Regions from separate parts of the Mus musculus genome. Here region 1 is linked to region 2. A link is a loop called in an ENCODE intact Hi-C map of the cell type or tissue named here. Cell type or tissue: heart. All regions are shown on one strand.

Region 1 (8,000 bases), 650 kb before region 2:
GCAATGACAGCCAGGGTTGGTCAGCTCCTTCGTCTCACTTGGTGTGAGCTTTTATGCGCTTGCAGCAGAATCTGTCCCCGCTCTGGCTTAATCCCTAGCTGAGGTGTCTCTGGGGTCACTAGACCAGAACAGATAGATATATGACATGTGGCCAGGGGTTCTACTTGTCATCATCTCTGGTTCTGGGGGCAGGGAGAGAGGCTTACAGGTCATGTCCCTCTCCAGTGAGGCTCCCTTCACCACAGGCATCTCATTCCAGATCCCCTTATCCTATGTTCTCCCTAGCCTTGCTGAGGGATACAGAGGGGTCCCCACCTTCCAGCCCTTGATCCCTTCACTGTATTGTGACCATGTTGGCTTCTATGATGGGCCCCCACCACCCCATTTTACAACAGGAGACAATTCATCCCAGGCGCAATTCAAGCCAGGCTGCATCGTGTCACTGAGGGGAGCAAGTGTGCCTTGAGTCTCTGTGTCTCAGCCGTTACAGAAGGGATATGTCTCTTCATCCCTGTTCTTCGGGATGGGGAAACCGAGATGCGAAGCCAAAACAACCTAGGCCAGGTCAGCACGTGCTGTCAATTTCACAGTGAGAGAAACGGTACGGCACAGGACACCAGAGAGCTGCCCCATACTCTAGCAGTGAGTGGGCGCTGGCCTTTGGTCATGGGGTGGAAAGGGGGCCTGGGAGAAGACAGAGGCTGAGACCCTGCCTGGTGGCTCCTCCTGGGCAAGCCTGTAGACTCACACTCTCCCCTCATCTATTTCCCATTTCACGCTCGTCATTTTTCTCCCGCCTGACGGGGAATAATTCTCTCCCTCTCCCTCTTCTTTATTTTGCTGGAGGGCGGTGAAAGGCTCTAAATCAATGCCCATCAGCAGGTCCTTGAAGGAGGCCACAGGAGAAACAGGGAGAGCTGGGTCCATGCTCATTGAGGGAAGAGAGAGAAAGACAAGGGAGACATTTGGCCTGCAGTGTATGCCCATCAGTTAGACACCTCTGGAGCCCACATGTCCGACACACTGAGGCCCCGGGATACATGTGCTCTGCCAACTCAAAGGGCACTGGATGAAGGGACACACGGGTGCAGGCTTATCTGCCAAAGACTCTGGGAAAGCCTGGATTTCCATCACTGTGGGCTTCTGGGGTCACAGCTATTGCTTATGTTACTGTGGCCCTTGGGCCACCAACAGATTCTCCAGTTGGGGAGGAGACAGTACAGACACAGCCAGAGGCTGAGTGGAGATGGGGCTAAGCTTACCATCCCAGCAGCTGAACACAGCCGTAAACACTGAGCACTGGAGAGATATTGCTCAGCTGGGGTGTGCCAGGCTGTCACTCCACAGTGAACCAGACAGACAGACTGCTGGTGGCGGCGGCTGCCAGGTCTCAGTGCTTTTGGCATTTCGACCAATCAAAACCCAACACAGGGACCTGGGGTGATGGCCTGGTGGGCAAAACAGTTGCCACCCAAACCCAGTGACCCAAGTTCAAATCCTCAGAACCCACATAAACACCAGAAGCAAAAGCACACAGCACCGGCACGTGATGCCAGACCCTTGGGGCAGGATGCAGGCAGAGGCAGACGAACCCCTAGAATCTCTTGGGCCAGATAAGTCTGGAGAACGGGGTGATGAACGGCAGGAGACTCTGACCCAAGCAAGGTGGAGCGCAAGGTTTGACAGCTGAGGTGGTCATATCTTACACATATACACAGCACAGCACACACATATACCTGCAAGATCTGACCACAGCAGTCTCAACTGGAGACTCTTACCAGCCCCATTTTCTAGGGAGTGGGAGGGAACACAGAGAGGGTCAGTAACCTGCCTAAGGCCACAGAGCTGATGACTGGTGTCACTGGAATTAGAACGCAGGTCCTTTGATGCCAGAGGCTGCCTATTTATCCACTAAGCTAACTTCTTCCTTATATGTAGGTAATTTAACAGATAAGCCCGGACTGTGGAATTTCTCAGGAGACAGTATGAGGTGGCAGAGGACAGTGAGCTACTCAGAGGTGGCATGTTAAGTTAGGATGGAGGGAGCAGGTGTGGTGGAGGTCAGGAAACAGAGTTCTTGTGGGGGATGCGTCAGTATTCAGTCAGGGAGAGGTGAGTGTGCAAGCAATGGAAAGGTCAGTGTGTGAGTGTGTGTGTGCGCATGTGCATGCATGCGCATATGTGTATATATGTGTTACTATATGTGCATGCATGTGAATGACATTGTAGGATAGATATATATGTAGATGTATTTTTGTTAACACATATGGGAGTTCATGTATGTGTAGGCATGTGGTAGGTGTGGGAAGGTAGGTCACGAGGCAGGCCAGTCCCAGCCAGCATTGCTTTCTTATTATTCCTTGGCTCTTCACTAACCACTCTCTGTTACAGCTGCCTTTCCTGTGCCTAACCACAGCCCTGCCTCACCTGGGCTGCAGGGAGACCCCAGGCCCCGGGGCCTTGTCAAAGGCATTACAATATGCTCACAGTGTTTCAGGGGTTATGAAACTTAAAGCATTTCTATGGTGATTCATCTTGAAATGACTTTTCTGTAACCAACTTAATTAATGAGTAAGCCACTTGGTTTCTTGGCACTTATCACATGCAACCTGGAGTTCTACCAAGTTCTGGAGCATTCTTACATCTAGAGAATCTAACCTAGAATTTGCCTTTCTGTGTAATTAAACATCTACAAACTCTACATTTCCCGATACCAAAGCTGCATATTACATTTGCCAGTTGCTTAATATAACACACTTTTAATTTTGATTTTGCTGTCTTCTTCCTGAGACACTCAGGACTGTAGCCCTGTGTCTGCCATGTTGCCTGAGGCCTACATAGCTGCTCAAGGTAACGATAGATGGGTCCTGTAGGCTATCAGTGTGTGTGTGTGCATGCATGTATGGGTGCATGTGTGTGTGTATGCATGTGCTTGTGTGTGTGCGCATGTATGTGTGTGTGCAGGATAGTTGTCCTTCTCTACCACGCTCTGACACATTTCCCTAAGACAGGGTTTTTGCTGAAGCGGGAGCTAGGCTGGTGGCCAGCAAGCTCCAGCAATCCCGTGCCTGCCAGTCATTGTGCTGGGGATATAGATACTTGGGTACAAAGCCCTGACCAGCTTTCTATGAGTACTGGGAATATGTGTTAATATATGTGTGTTTCAGGTGCATGGGATATAGGATAGATGTGAATGTAGATGTGTTTTTGTTAACACATATGTGAGCACCTGTATGCGCGTACGTGTGTGGTAGGAATGGGAAGGTAGGTTAGGGCCAGTCCCAACCAATATGAATATGAAGTGTTGTGAGCAGACACTCTCACCACTGAGCCATCTTTCCACCCTGACTCCGGCTTTTATGCTGGATAAGACGGGAGCCAGTGGTGAGTCTGGGGAGAGCATGACATGAGGCCCCTCTGGAGGCAGAGCCTCCACACAAAGTTCTAGCACAAAGCCCCTGGTGGCTGAAGGCTTCTGCAGTCTAGAGAGCACCCCTAGCCCCCTATAGAGGACCTCCATCACTTGGCTCTCAATTTCTCGTGAGAGGAATTTTCCAGAAACATAGTGACAGATGGGTGGTTCAGAGGTGGGCATTCCAGAGCCACTCTTGGGATCCCAAGTTGGGAACCTGGAGATTATTTTGAGCCTGCACCAGGGTGCCCACAAGGTGGCAGCAGAGAGTGCTGTGGGACCAGTGCCTTAGAGAACCCCTGTAAGAACCTCAGCTAGAGACTTCTAATTATAGCCCCCAGTTTTGAAAACCCATGCATTCTAGATCATCCGCCCTGTCTTGCTGCTTGGGATTCTCAGGAAGGGGACAGGATGAACTGCTGAGGACCACTCAGATCTTGAACACGTGGAAGCACTGGATAACCACACCCCCTTCCCTCTCAGTCCCTCCCTCCCTCCCTCCCTCCCTCCCTCCCTCCCTCCCTCCCTCCCTCACTCCCTCCCTCCCCCCTCCCCCTTCCTTCCTTCCTTCCTTCCTTCCTTCCTTCCTTCCTTCCTTCCTTCCTTCCTTCCCCTTCCTTCCTTCCTTCCTTCCTTCCTTCCCCTTCCTTCCTTCCTTCCTTCCTTCCTTCCTTCCTTCCTTCCTTCCTTCCTTCCTTCCTTCCTTCCTTCCCGGTTTCTACTCTCCCTATCTGGTCCAGATAGAGCCCATCTCTTTCAGGATCTCACGGCAGTGCTGCGTGAGAACCCTGAGGTTAGGTACCAGGTGTGGGTGGAGCAGGTTCTCAGAGCCTGATGCAAAGCCACTGAACCTGCCCCAATCTATAGGATTCTCCAGTTCTTCAGAGCCTAGGGCTCTGCCAGGTATCCCGCGAGTCTACAGAGGGACAAGGGCTGGGTCAGGTGGGCTCTAAATCCTTACTGAAAAGCCTGCAGACCTGAGTACAAGGCCCCACACTACCTCTCTCTGGTTCTGGGGCCTTGAGCTCTGAGTCCTGCTGTCGGGGGTGGGGGGAGGTATCCTGAGAAAGAGAGATTTCACGAGGCATTCCTGGGGAAGTGTAGGACGGACAGATCAGGCACTCAGTCAACAGGACTACTGAGAGCTGTCAGAGTTCGTGTCCAACACAGGAGTGTCCGGTGGCCGTTGGTTAGACATGTGGGGACTACCTTTCCCCGATAGGGCTAAATGGAGTTCAAAGGTTAGGGGAGGACAGGCATACAAATGTGAATCTGAGAATTGGGTAGAGCAAGTGGGCCACAGGCCTCTCCTGCTCTTGCAAGCCAGCTTCCAGCCTGGGGCCCAGCGTCTCTGGTGTGTTTCCTATCCCTGTTTTAAGTCATATCCTGGACATAGCAGGTGCACACAGGATGTGGGGCGAACACCAGGCATCCTCTGCCAGAGAATTCCTGGGGTAAGCCTCAACCCCATGCTGAGGTAGCCCTGGGAGGATGACGTGGGACAGAACTAGCCAGGCCAAGGACGGCAGTGCCTCAGTGGTAAAGGGCATGAACCAGCTTGGAATGAAACACCAAGTCTCTGGCAGGCCAGGGGAATCATGGGGGAATTCACCCACCATGGCAAGGTTGCCTGGCACTTGCTGTGCCTCTACTTACCGTGGTCACATCAGAGTCTGGAGGTGTCATCTCTACCAGGTTGATGTAGTAAGGAGCATCCTTCCAGGTAGGGTGGTTGTCATTGATGTCTAGGAGGGTGACATTCACCTGTGGACCACAAGGGGCGCTGTGGTCCGTGATGGCTGACAAGGGCAAAGGGCAGGGGCGGGGGGCATGCAGGGGTCTCAGTTCCAATCACTATGCCTGTCACCTTATTTCAAGGAGAGCCTAGGTTGTCAAGGGCAAGGTGGGGCTAGGTCCCAAGGAGGGAGTGTAGGTGCTGTCCTAGGAGGAGCCAGAGAACAGATATGGTATCTGAAATCCTCGTTGCAATCCAGACTTCTCTCAGCCACTTGGTCTTGGGAGAGGTAAAGATGACACACACCCCCAGTTGGGGACCTGAGAGGATCCTTTGAGCTTCCCAGTTCCTCTGGTGGCAAGAATGGGGCAGCTTTCCCAGGTGGGCAAGGACCATGGAGCAAGGTGAAGCAAGAGGCCTCCCGAGGGAGCCCAGGACAATGTGGGGAGGGGGACTGGATGTGGCTGAAGCACCAGGTCACCCCACTGTGGGTGTTTCTGTCTCAGGGCCCCTTTGTGCTCCTCACTGTCCCTGCTCTCCCTTCTGCCACCAGGCTCCCACTCTCCTCCCGAAGCTCCTTTGTGGTGAGGCGGCCTTGATGGGACCCTGGGCCTTCCCTTCTCAGAGGCAGGGAGACTCAGCACTATAGGTGTTTGTAGGTGGGGCAGTGGCCAGTCCCTCGGGAAGTGTGGCTTCTGCTTAGATGTTTTGGAGAGCATGAGAGGAGTTTGGGGTTCATGTCCTCTGCCGCTTGCTACTCTGCTGGGCCTTTGGAATAGCATGGAAGTATTATTCTATTGTGCTTTTCTGGGTGTCCTGTGTCCCAGAGGCAAGGCCTTCCTTTCCCCATGGCCACTGTCTGCAGATACCACCTTATAGTGTCTCACGCTGGTTCAGGACATGGTACCCAGAGGCCTGAGAAGGAGAACTGAAGGGGAGCAGGGAGGAGGGACCTGGACAGCAGGGAAGAGGGACCTGGTCATCAGGGAGGAGGGACCTGGTCATCAGGGAGGAGGGACCTGGTCATCAGGGAGGAGGGACCTGGTCATCAGGGAGGAGGGACCTGAAGAGTAGGGTGGAGGGACCTGGTCAGTAGGGAGGAGGGACCTGGTCATCAGGGAGGAGGGCCCTAGTCATCAGGGAGGAGGGACCTGGTCAGCATGGAGGAGGGACCTGGTCAGCAGGGAGGAGGGACCTGGTCATCAGGGAGGAGGGACCTGGTCAGCAGGGAGGAGGGACCTGGACAGTAGGGATGTACTCACTGTGGCAATGCCAGTTTTCTGGTTGTGGCCCACACCGCCATCCACAGCACGCACGATGAGTATGTATTCAGACTTGGTCTCTCGGTCCAGCAGAGACGTGGTGGTGATTTCTCCTATAGGACAGACAGGTGGATAAGTAAATGGGGGCATGCAGGGAGAAGGAAATAGACGTAGAGATATACTTGCAAGCCACAGTTGGCCAGTCATGCGACTATGGCCTCTGCAACTACTCTGGGCCCATCTGTGTGCCTGAAAGGGGAAAGCAGCTGCATTTCAGAGGGGGCCTAAGAGCTGGGTGACAGTACCCCACAACGAGGCAGGGGCTGGCAGAGTAGGAGGGCCACTTAGCACCAGACACACTCACAAACACCTCTGGCTTAGGTATGATGTAATTTTTCTGGCTTTACCAGCTCACTCTAGTTACTTCCGTCCCCTGTGCCTCAGTTTCCATACCTGCCCAAAGGGAACTGTGACAGGACAGTTTCACAGTAGGGCTATTGTGGGGGTCGTTTAGTTAATGTCATGGAAATCCTCAGAATAGGCCCAAGCTCTATCTAGGCTACAGACACTGGGAGTACAGTCGCCAGTGGCAGGCGGGCACAGCTCAGGCTGAAGTTCACACATGCTATAGCTTGTGGCTCAGGCCCCAACATGCAAGTCAACAGTGTGAGAGCTACAGTGTGTGATCCTACAGTGTGCAAGCCTACAGTGAGAGAGCTACAGTGTGTGATCCTACAGTGTGCTAGCTTACAGTGTGTGGACCTACAGTGAGAGAGCTACAGTGTGCGATCCTACAGTGTATAAGCTACAGTGTGCGATCCTACAGTGTCCTAACCTACAGTGTGTGGGCCTACAGTGTGAGAGCCTACAGAGTGTGGGCCTACAGTGTGCAAGCCTATAGAGTTCTGAATTAACAGTCATACTATACCCATCATTGGTATAATAATACCAGCAGAAATTTTCTTTCTTTCTTTCTTTCTTTCTTTCTTTCTTTCTTTCTTTCTTTCTTTCTTTCTTTCTTTCTTTCTTTCTTTCTTTCTTTCTTTCTCTCTTTCTCTCTCTCTCTCTCTCTCTCTCTCTCTCTCTCTCTCTCTCTCTCTCTCTCTCTCTCTCCCTCCCTCCCTCCCTTTCCTTCCTTCCTTCCTTCCTTCCTTCCTTCCTTCCTTCCTTCCTTCTCCCTCCCTCTCTCTCTTTCTCTCTTTCTTTTTAGTGTGCAAACAAGATACATTTAAAATAAACCACAATTTCTGTCAGCTGTGTTCTGCTCTCCTTTGTTCTTCTGTGTCACTGGAACATCAGGTAGCCCTTTTATTGCTTCTTGGTGCGTATGTACATGTGTATGTTGTCATGTGTATGACAACTTTGAGTGTTGCATCTCACTGGGACACAGGACTAACTGCTTAGACTAGGCAGGGTGGCTGGTGATTCCCAGGAATCCGTGTGTCTGTCTCCCCAGCACTGGAGGACAAGCACGTGCCACTATGCCTGACAGTTTTATACAAGTTCTGAGAATTGAACTCAGGCCCTCAGGCTGCATGACAAGCTCTTTTCCAACGGAGCCATCCATCTCCCAGACCACTTGGTAGTCTTG
Region 2 (8,000 bases):
TGTATAGACCACGCCCCTGGCCAGCCTTCCTCAAAGCTACTATGCGGCTGCAGGAAAGATGGCTAACTCAACTTCTCTGTGATTCTCTATGAATATAGGGAAGTGGAGCCAGAATATCTCCACACGTTCTGTGCCCTGACACTCTTCAAAGCCCACAGAGGTCATGGGGGCTGTAGGAAGGAGCTCAGGGCCGCAGGGCCGCCAGATGGAGGACCAGTCCAGCTCAGCAAAGCCAAAGGCTAAATAAAACAGGATCTTATGCCCTCCGACCCCTGTGCCCAGAATCCCACAAAGGATAGACTTTGTGGGGCTGCGCAGGCTGTTTTTTTTCCAGGCTATGTATTCCTGCCGGGACGGTGGGTACTGCAAGAGCCCCTTGTGTCATACAAGACAGAGTCCCTGGGGATATTCCCACAAAGGGTGCAGGGGAGAAGGGGAGCCGTAGGAGGTAGGAACCCGCAGACTATGGTGCTCTGACACCACAATAGCATGAACTGGGACAAGCTTCATCAAGCCTAGCCATGAGGACATCTCAAGACGCACTAGGAGCACCAAATATGGCCTGGCCATAGGATTCCCCAGCTCTGTCACTGACTAGACAGAACGAAGAGAGGCGGGGTGCCCTTCCCTGTGAGGGGGAGGGGCTACCATTTGCAGGGCAGGCTGCCAGCCAGTCCTAGGGAGTGTCTCTTGAAGAGAAGTCTGCAGGCCAACCCCCCACCCCCCACTTGACTGTGGCTACTGGTCCACCCAATGAGCTGCACCGAAACAAACTCAGATATTTTTATTAACTCAGTCCCTACCTGATGCACCCCAGCACCTCCGCTTCTGCCAGGTTCAAAGGCAGTGCAGTTAATCAGAACTTATTCAGCGGGACACAGATCTGTCTCAGCATATCCTAGGTCCAGCTGGAAAGAACCCCCAGCTGGGACCTGTTTTCGCCTTCTGCTTTGCTGAACTGGACTGGTCCTCCATCTGGCGTCCCTTCGGCCCTGAGCTCCTTCCTACAGACTCCCTGGCCACTGCAAAGCTGGAAGGAGCCCCGGGGCCAGTAGATATTCAGCCCAGAAGACTGCAGGGTGGGCCGTGGGCATAGCTGTCCCTGTTGACCTAGCCTCTGTTTCCTGCGATGACTCTACAAATGGTCCCCTGTGGGGAGACAGCCACCAGGAAGACACATCATGGTCCTCATTTCCCCAGCTCTGGAACTCTCCACCACAGCCATCAAAGAGGAGTATCAGAGGTACCAGAAAAAGGGCTCTGGGTTATTTGACTGTGTCTGACTGGCCACACCCAAACTGGCAACATGAACAGCTGCAGCCAGCAGGGGAAGGACCCCACTTAGTGAGTGAACGGCCATGTCTAGAGGCTCTCAGGGTACCTGAGATCACTCCTGATGTGTTCAGAGCTTTGAGACATTCCAAGATGGCCCACGAGCCTCTCTTCTCAACAGTTATCAGGCACTTGGTAATGACATAGCCTCAGCCGTACCCTGTAGACCTGTTCTCAATCAGGCCCAGCAGGTCAGGGCTTGACGGTGCCTGTTTAGGAGTGTGCATCACAGAAACTAGAGGCCACTGCTGCAAGCTCAGAAAGGTGTCCTGGATGAGGTCAGAGAAACAGGTCAGATTCTGAACAACTATGGCAGCCAAGCCAGCCGGATGTCATGACAGGTGGATCAGGAAGAGCAAGCCAGGTTGACTCCCAGGCCTGTGGCTTGAGCAGTATGCATCTGACTCTATGTGTGCCAGCTCAAGTTACTTAAGCCTGGGCCTGGCTCCTAGTCTCTGCGTGGATTTGTTTGAGTGTGAGTTAATATGTGGAGATTAATTAGAACATTAATTAGAGCCAAGTAGGTGCTCAATAAACACAGGCTTTTATTAACATCATCATTGTTATGAGGAAGCCTGGATGGATGGATGGATGGATGGATGGATGGATGGATGGATGGAGGGCAGGTGGATTGATAAATAGGCAGATAGATGGACAGAGAGATGGAAAGATGGATGGATACATGCAATGAGGAGCACAATATCCCTACATCAGATAGTTGGGGGAGACAAAGGATAGAAGGATGTGGTGTGGGCATGTGTGTGTGTGTGTGTGTGTGTGTGTGTGTGTGTGTGTGTGGTGGGTATCTGTGGTGTGTGTATATGGTATGTGTGTATGTGTGTGTGTGGTGTGCATTTGTGTATGGTGTGTGATGTGGTATGTTTGTGGTGTGTTTGTGGTGTATATGTATAGAATGTGTGTATGATATGTGTGTGTGGTGTGTGTATATATGATGTGTGGCTATATATATGATTTGTATATATAGTGTGTATTTGTGGTGTGTGTGTATGGTGTGTGTTTGTGGTATATGTGTATGGTATGTGTGTATGATATGTATGTGTGGTATGTGTGTGTGTACGGTGTGTATGTGTTTGTAGTATGTGTATATGATGTGTGTGTGCGTGTATGTGTGTGTTTCTGGTGTGTATATATGACATGTGTGGTGGTGGGGTAAGCCAGTGCTAAGTGTCTTCTTCAGTTGCTCTACCCCATTGGTTTTTGAGGCAAGCTTTTGACTAAACTTGGAGCCTGCCAATTCACCTAAGCTGGTCAGACAGCAAAGTCCACCCTAGCTCTGGGATTGCAGGTGCATGCCAGAGACTCCAGACCTTTTTTTAAAATGTGGGTTCTAGGCATCGAACTCAGGTCCTCACAGTTGTGCCTTTGCTGACTGAGCCATCTCGCCAGCACCTCACACTGTGTACTGAGAGCCACCACAGGCATTCCACCACAGAATCTGGGGTCGCTGGTACCACAGGCCTGAAATCCTGAGCTCAGGCTATGCTGGAGACGTGGGGCTCTAGGCCTCAGGATGGGAGAAAACACAGCGGAGGGTGGGTGGATAGAAGCCAGACTGAGCCCAAGGTACCTGTCAGAAAGCAGGCAGTTGAAGGTGACAAAAAAGTGAGGGGCTGGAGAGATGGCTCAGTGGTTAAGAGCACTGGCTACTCTTGCAGAGGTCCTGGGTTTGATTCCCAGCAACCACATGGCAGCTCACAATTTCCCATAATTCCAATTCCAAGGCATCAAATACCTTCTTCTGGCTTCTACAGGTACCAAGCGTGCACATGGTGCACGTGTATACATGGAGACAATCATTCATACACATAAAATAAAAATAAGTCCTTTTTGAAGTGACAATTGAAAACTTCAGATGACTTCAGAGGGAAGCATCAGGTTGAGGACTGCTGGGGACAGGGTCTTTGGAACTGAGTTCTCATCACTGGCTCAGTATTCTTCCTTGCTGACCTGGTCCTCAACCTGGTGCTCTGTGCCATGGCCAAAATACCAGGCAAAGGGAGCAGCGCTCGGTGCCATCCAGTGAGGGCAGACACATCACTGTGCAACAGAAACCAAGACTGGGCTCAGCCCAAGTAGGCCTAGATATACACACACACTCACACACACACACACACACACACACACCACTCTGACACCACTGTTGGTCAGACCCACGGAGAAACAGGGCTGGTGACTTGTGGAGCAAGTCTCAGTGGTAGCAAACAGACGCCGCTGCTTCCAAGCCACCAGCTGACGCCAACAGTTAACAGAAAGGATAGAAGGGGCCTGAAGAAGTCAGAGGCATGGACACCACGAAAGGGTCAGGCTCCAGAAAGAGGGAGTGGCTGCCAGTGGCTGCTACAGTCACTAAAATAGTCACTAGTGGTCGAGGGGTGGGGAGGAGGGGCAGTCTCGCGGTAGGAATGGGGCACCATGAACAACTGCTGCCACCTAGAGGATGAAAAGAACATTGCACAGAGATATCCCTGGAGGGCACCTTTGAAGATCAAGCAGCCTGGTAGGATGAGCCTGGGAGACAGGAGAGCCAGGTTGGAGGAAAGGATGAATGAAGGGGAGGAGCCTGGGGAGGGTGGGACATTGGAGGAGGGTAAGGACACTAGTGGGACTGAAGAGGGAAGAGGTCAGACAGGGAGAGAGGGAATGCTCCCAACCCCCCCCCCCATCACCCTCCCATTGCCCTCCCTCCCCACCCCCAAAGCTGAAAGTTAAAAATAGGGCTTGTGGTAAAGGGAAGACAGAATGAGAACAGTTGTCTACAGAGGAGGCAATGGAGTGGGGGTGGGGGAGAGTAGCCGGTACGGGGAGAGTCCCCACAGGCCTCAGCAAGGGTGGAAAGTGACAGCCACTGGCTCCATCCACAGGACAGGGCAGCCATCCCTAGGCTTCTCCAGCTTGCCTGTGCAGCTGAGGGAAGTCTTAGAGCCCAACAGGGCCTGCGGGAAGACAGAGGGGACAATATCACAACCGCATGCTGTGTCTAAGCTGCTCCCTGCAGCTGGGGTCAGCCCCGGGTCAGCTGCCACACCATGGCACAAGTGAGAAACAGACTCTGAATTACATGCGAGTCCGTGACAGTCGCTGGCCCCACAAGACCTGGCCATAGACAAGACACACGGACCCAAAGGAACAAGCAGTGCCCTTCCTGTGACAGAGGGCGAGGCAGCAATCTGAGTCACACTACGCACTATGCCGCGATACATTCTGTCAGGGGAAACTGATGACCAGAAAGGGAAACCCAGCTGACCCAGTGAGAACAGAGGTGGACATGGACCCTGGGAACTAGGGGAGTGTTCTACTCCCAGCCCCGCCCACCCCTTCCGCCCACCTCCTGGGCGTACTATGGAGGAGCTAATTAGAGGCCGGCTATGCCTGTAAAGGGCACAGGAGCTTGGAGGAAGCCCTGCCCAAGGGAATCAGCTTCTCCCACCCAACTTCAAGGCAGCGTCACAGTGGTTAGTGGGTGCAGTTAATAACGCTTTCGTTATAGCCTTTCTTTGAGCAGCGTAAAGAGAGAGCATCTGCATTTAGTTTCCCCTTGTTGCTGGGGGCGGGGCGGGGGGGATGACAACGAAGCACAGAGCATCATTTATCTCCATGGTTTTATGAGGCCCAGAGACATTAGGCTACCCAGCAAATCAGCAATGGAGCAGGAGTTAATATTTATAGTGGAGCGGGGGAAACAGCTTAGAGAGGAAGATGGCTTGCTCTGCAAATGTAAGGGCCCAGCGTTCAGATCCCCAGACCCAGGTAAAAATCTGGGCACGGGTGTATGTGACTATGACTCAAGGGAACAAAGTAGAGAGTGATAAAGAAGGGTACCTGTTGCCCTCCTCTGACCTCTGAGAGTGTGCATGGATTGGTATACACACACATATACTCACATGCACATACACACTCATACACATACACACACATGAACAAAAACATACATATATACATGCACATGCATACAAATATACACACATACTCATACACATGTGCATATACATATATGCAAATATGCACATACACAAAATATACACACTCTCACACACATATGCACACACTCACACACATATACACACATGCATAAACACACGCATATATACATGTACATACATACACACATACATATACATATGCATATATACACATGCACAAACACACACATTTATACATACATACACACTAACACATACAGGCACATGCGCACGCTCACGCACGCGCACACACACACACACACACACACACACACAAAGCTTTCAGCCTTCTGGAGCCCTGCTTCCTGAATAATTGGTGCTACCTAGAGAGCCTCCTACCTTACACGTGCACGGGGTTTCCTTTCAGATCAAGGCCGAGTTAGTCTAAACTCAGACAAATAAAGGGACATGCTAAAGCTCACACATTCCTAAATATACAAATACAGCCTGCTCAGCTCGCATCTCATGTTTGCATATGTTGTCAGAGATGAGCATTTGGTACTGGATAACCAACTGCTGTGCTCTTCCCTGGGGAAGACAATTTCCCCTGCTCTCAGCATCCCTTGGTTGCTGTGGTCCTTCTTACGGGGTTGAGGCCCTGTGAGTTTTCCCCTTCTGTTTTAGTGTGTCTACTGATGTCAGTCTTGTTCAGGTCATGTTTAGGCAGCCAAGTTACAGAGACCTCATGTCTGTAACGTCTCTGACATTTCTGGCAGACACAATCTCACATCAAACTTCCTGTTTCTCTGCAATATTCCACACCCCTCATCCTGAATGATCCCCCAGTCTTACATTCAAGAACTGTGTTGTACCCAGGCAGTGGTGGTGCACACCTTTTATCCCAGTACACAGGAGGCAGAGGCAGGCGGATCTCTTGAATTAAAGGCTAGCCTGGTCTACAGATCAAGTTCTAGGACAGCCAGGGCTACACAGAGAAACCCTGTCTCAAAATGCACACATGTACACGTGTATACACACACACTAGAGTTGTGTTGCAAATGTACCACTGGGCCTGGGCACACAGACTCAGTCTACCTCCTCAGGCTGCTTTGCTGTGCCCCTCCCCTATGAGTGGCAATCTAGCGACCTTTATGGACAGCTCAAGAAACATGTCACATGTGCAGCTGACTTGTTAGTGTCTGGAAAACACTTTTTGCTTGAATTCTTCCTGGCCCTGGCTCTTAGAATGTTTTTGCCCAATCTTCCACTGTAATCCCTGAGTCTTGAGAGGAGGGGATATGGTATAGATGCCCCATGTATGGCTAGGCACTCCAGAATCCCTTAGTCCCTCGCACTGACCAGCTGTGCATCTCTGTGTTAACTGCCATTTACTGCAAAAAAAAAAGCTTCCTAGATGAGAGTTGAAGGATGCCCCAATCCATGGTATGATGTCGTAAGCAGTCGGTTAATACTATGTCATTTAACACAACGGTTTTCAACCTGTGGATTGGGACCCCTTTAGGGGTCAAATAAGCCTTTCATAGGAGTCACCTAAGACCATCAGAAATCACAGATATTGATATTATGATTCGAAACAGGAGCAAAATTGCAGTTATGAAGCAGCAACAAAAGTAATTCTATGGTTGGGGGTCAGCACAACGTGAGAAGTTCCTATTCACGGAACTAGGAGGGCCACAGCATTAGAAAGGTTGAAAACCATTGGTTTCACAGAATAACAGTGATAGTTCCTCCTCTGGGGCCTGTGACCTCTCTAGCCACAGATCCTTGGCCTTAATAATGGAGCCAGGTGTGGGTTCTGTCTTGTGGAGTGGGCTTTTTTAGAACTCAGAGAGGCTGTGACTACTTGCACAGGACCTGAGAGGCTGCCCATGCTCCGGTACACAATCCTACCACCAGGCATCTGCTAGCAGCACCGAACGGACTCGATGAGTTAAACACACACACACACACAGTTGGGAAGGAATAATGGATAGGTATGGGAGGGAATGGGGGTGGACTTGATCAAAACACATTAGATGCATGACAAGATTCTCAAACAAGGAAAAGAAAAGAAAGCCACACACACCAAATGGGAGTGGGAAAGAAATTGATGGTTAACAGTGTTAAATTTATAGAATCGCATTCCATTCTTACTAATAAAAGTATGTTTTTACCACTTGAGCAAAAGAAAGACACTCCCCTCCACACATCACCCCTGCTTGGAAACACTTCTTGGGGCTTCCTGCAGCTAGAGTCTTTGCCGATGTGGAGACCCCCACGTGCCTGGGGACATATCCTTCGAAGGATGGAAGCTCTTTGCGTAGCTCACCTAGATCTCAGCATAGGGCCTGAAGCTTAGAAAATGACCACTGAGCATTAAAAGCTCTCACCCAGCGCTCCACCTTGATTGCAGAGTTGAAGAGAACCCGGATCATTTCCTGAGGGCGCCCTGCCCCCTGTTGGTAGAAGGCAGCATTGCAGGGGCGCCTGGTGGCACAGCAGGGCTCATCATCCTCCTGATCCCTCCCACCCGCGCCCCAGCGCGGGGGTGGGAGGGGGGCGCTTAATATCAGTGATTCTGAAGCTTCCTAACGCTGAGACCCTTTAATACGGTTTCTCGTGTTGTGGTGACTCCCAACCATGAAAGTATGTCATAGTTCATCTTAACGACGATTTTGCTACTTATATGGATCATAATGTAAATATCTGATATGCCCCCAAGGCGCTCTCTCGTTCTTCTTTTCTTTC

The links. Peaks named below come from ENCODE experiments on the same cell type or tissue, not always from the same donor. Only the 100,000 strongest peaks of a DNase experiment are listed, where the experiment ranks them.
Region 1: it touches region 2 in a loop (2.8-fold over the local background); 5 of 42 quality-filtered maps call a loop at or near these places.

The regions. Positions count from the first base shown.
Region 1 is chr10:60,414,637-60,422,636 of GRCm38, forward strand. Cdh23 (cadherin 23 (otocadherin)) reads right to left here. Exons shown (of 71, transcript NM_023370.3): 22 at 6,410-6,522; 23 at 5,069-5,176. It also overlaps a transcript of Vsir not described here. Among named protein-coding and RNA genes, the nearest start is that of Gm17455, 19 kb to the left of the region's middle. In heart, CTCF peaks have their summits at 3,661 (motif pointing right) and 5,180; a DNase peak (open chromatin) is centred at 3,695; H3K27me3 peaks cover 1,073 bases.
Region 2 is chr10:61,064,836-61,072,835 of GRCm38, forward strand. No RefSeq gene overlaps it. Among named protein-coding and RNA genes, the nearest start is that of Pcbd1, 20 kb to the right of the region's middle. In heart, CTCF peaks have their summits at 3,787 (motif pointing left), 7,713 (motif pointing left) and 7,916; a DNase peak (open chromatin) is centred at 3,876; H3K4me3 peaks cover 1,945 bases; H3K27ac peaks cover 3,388 bases.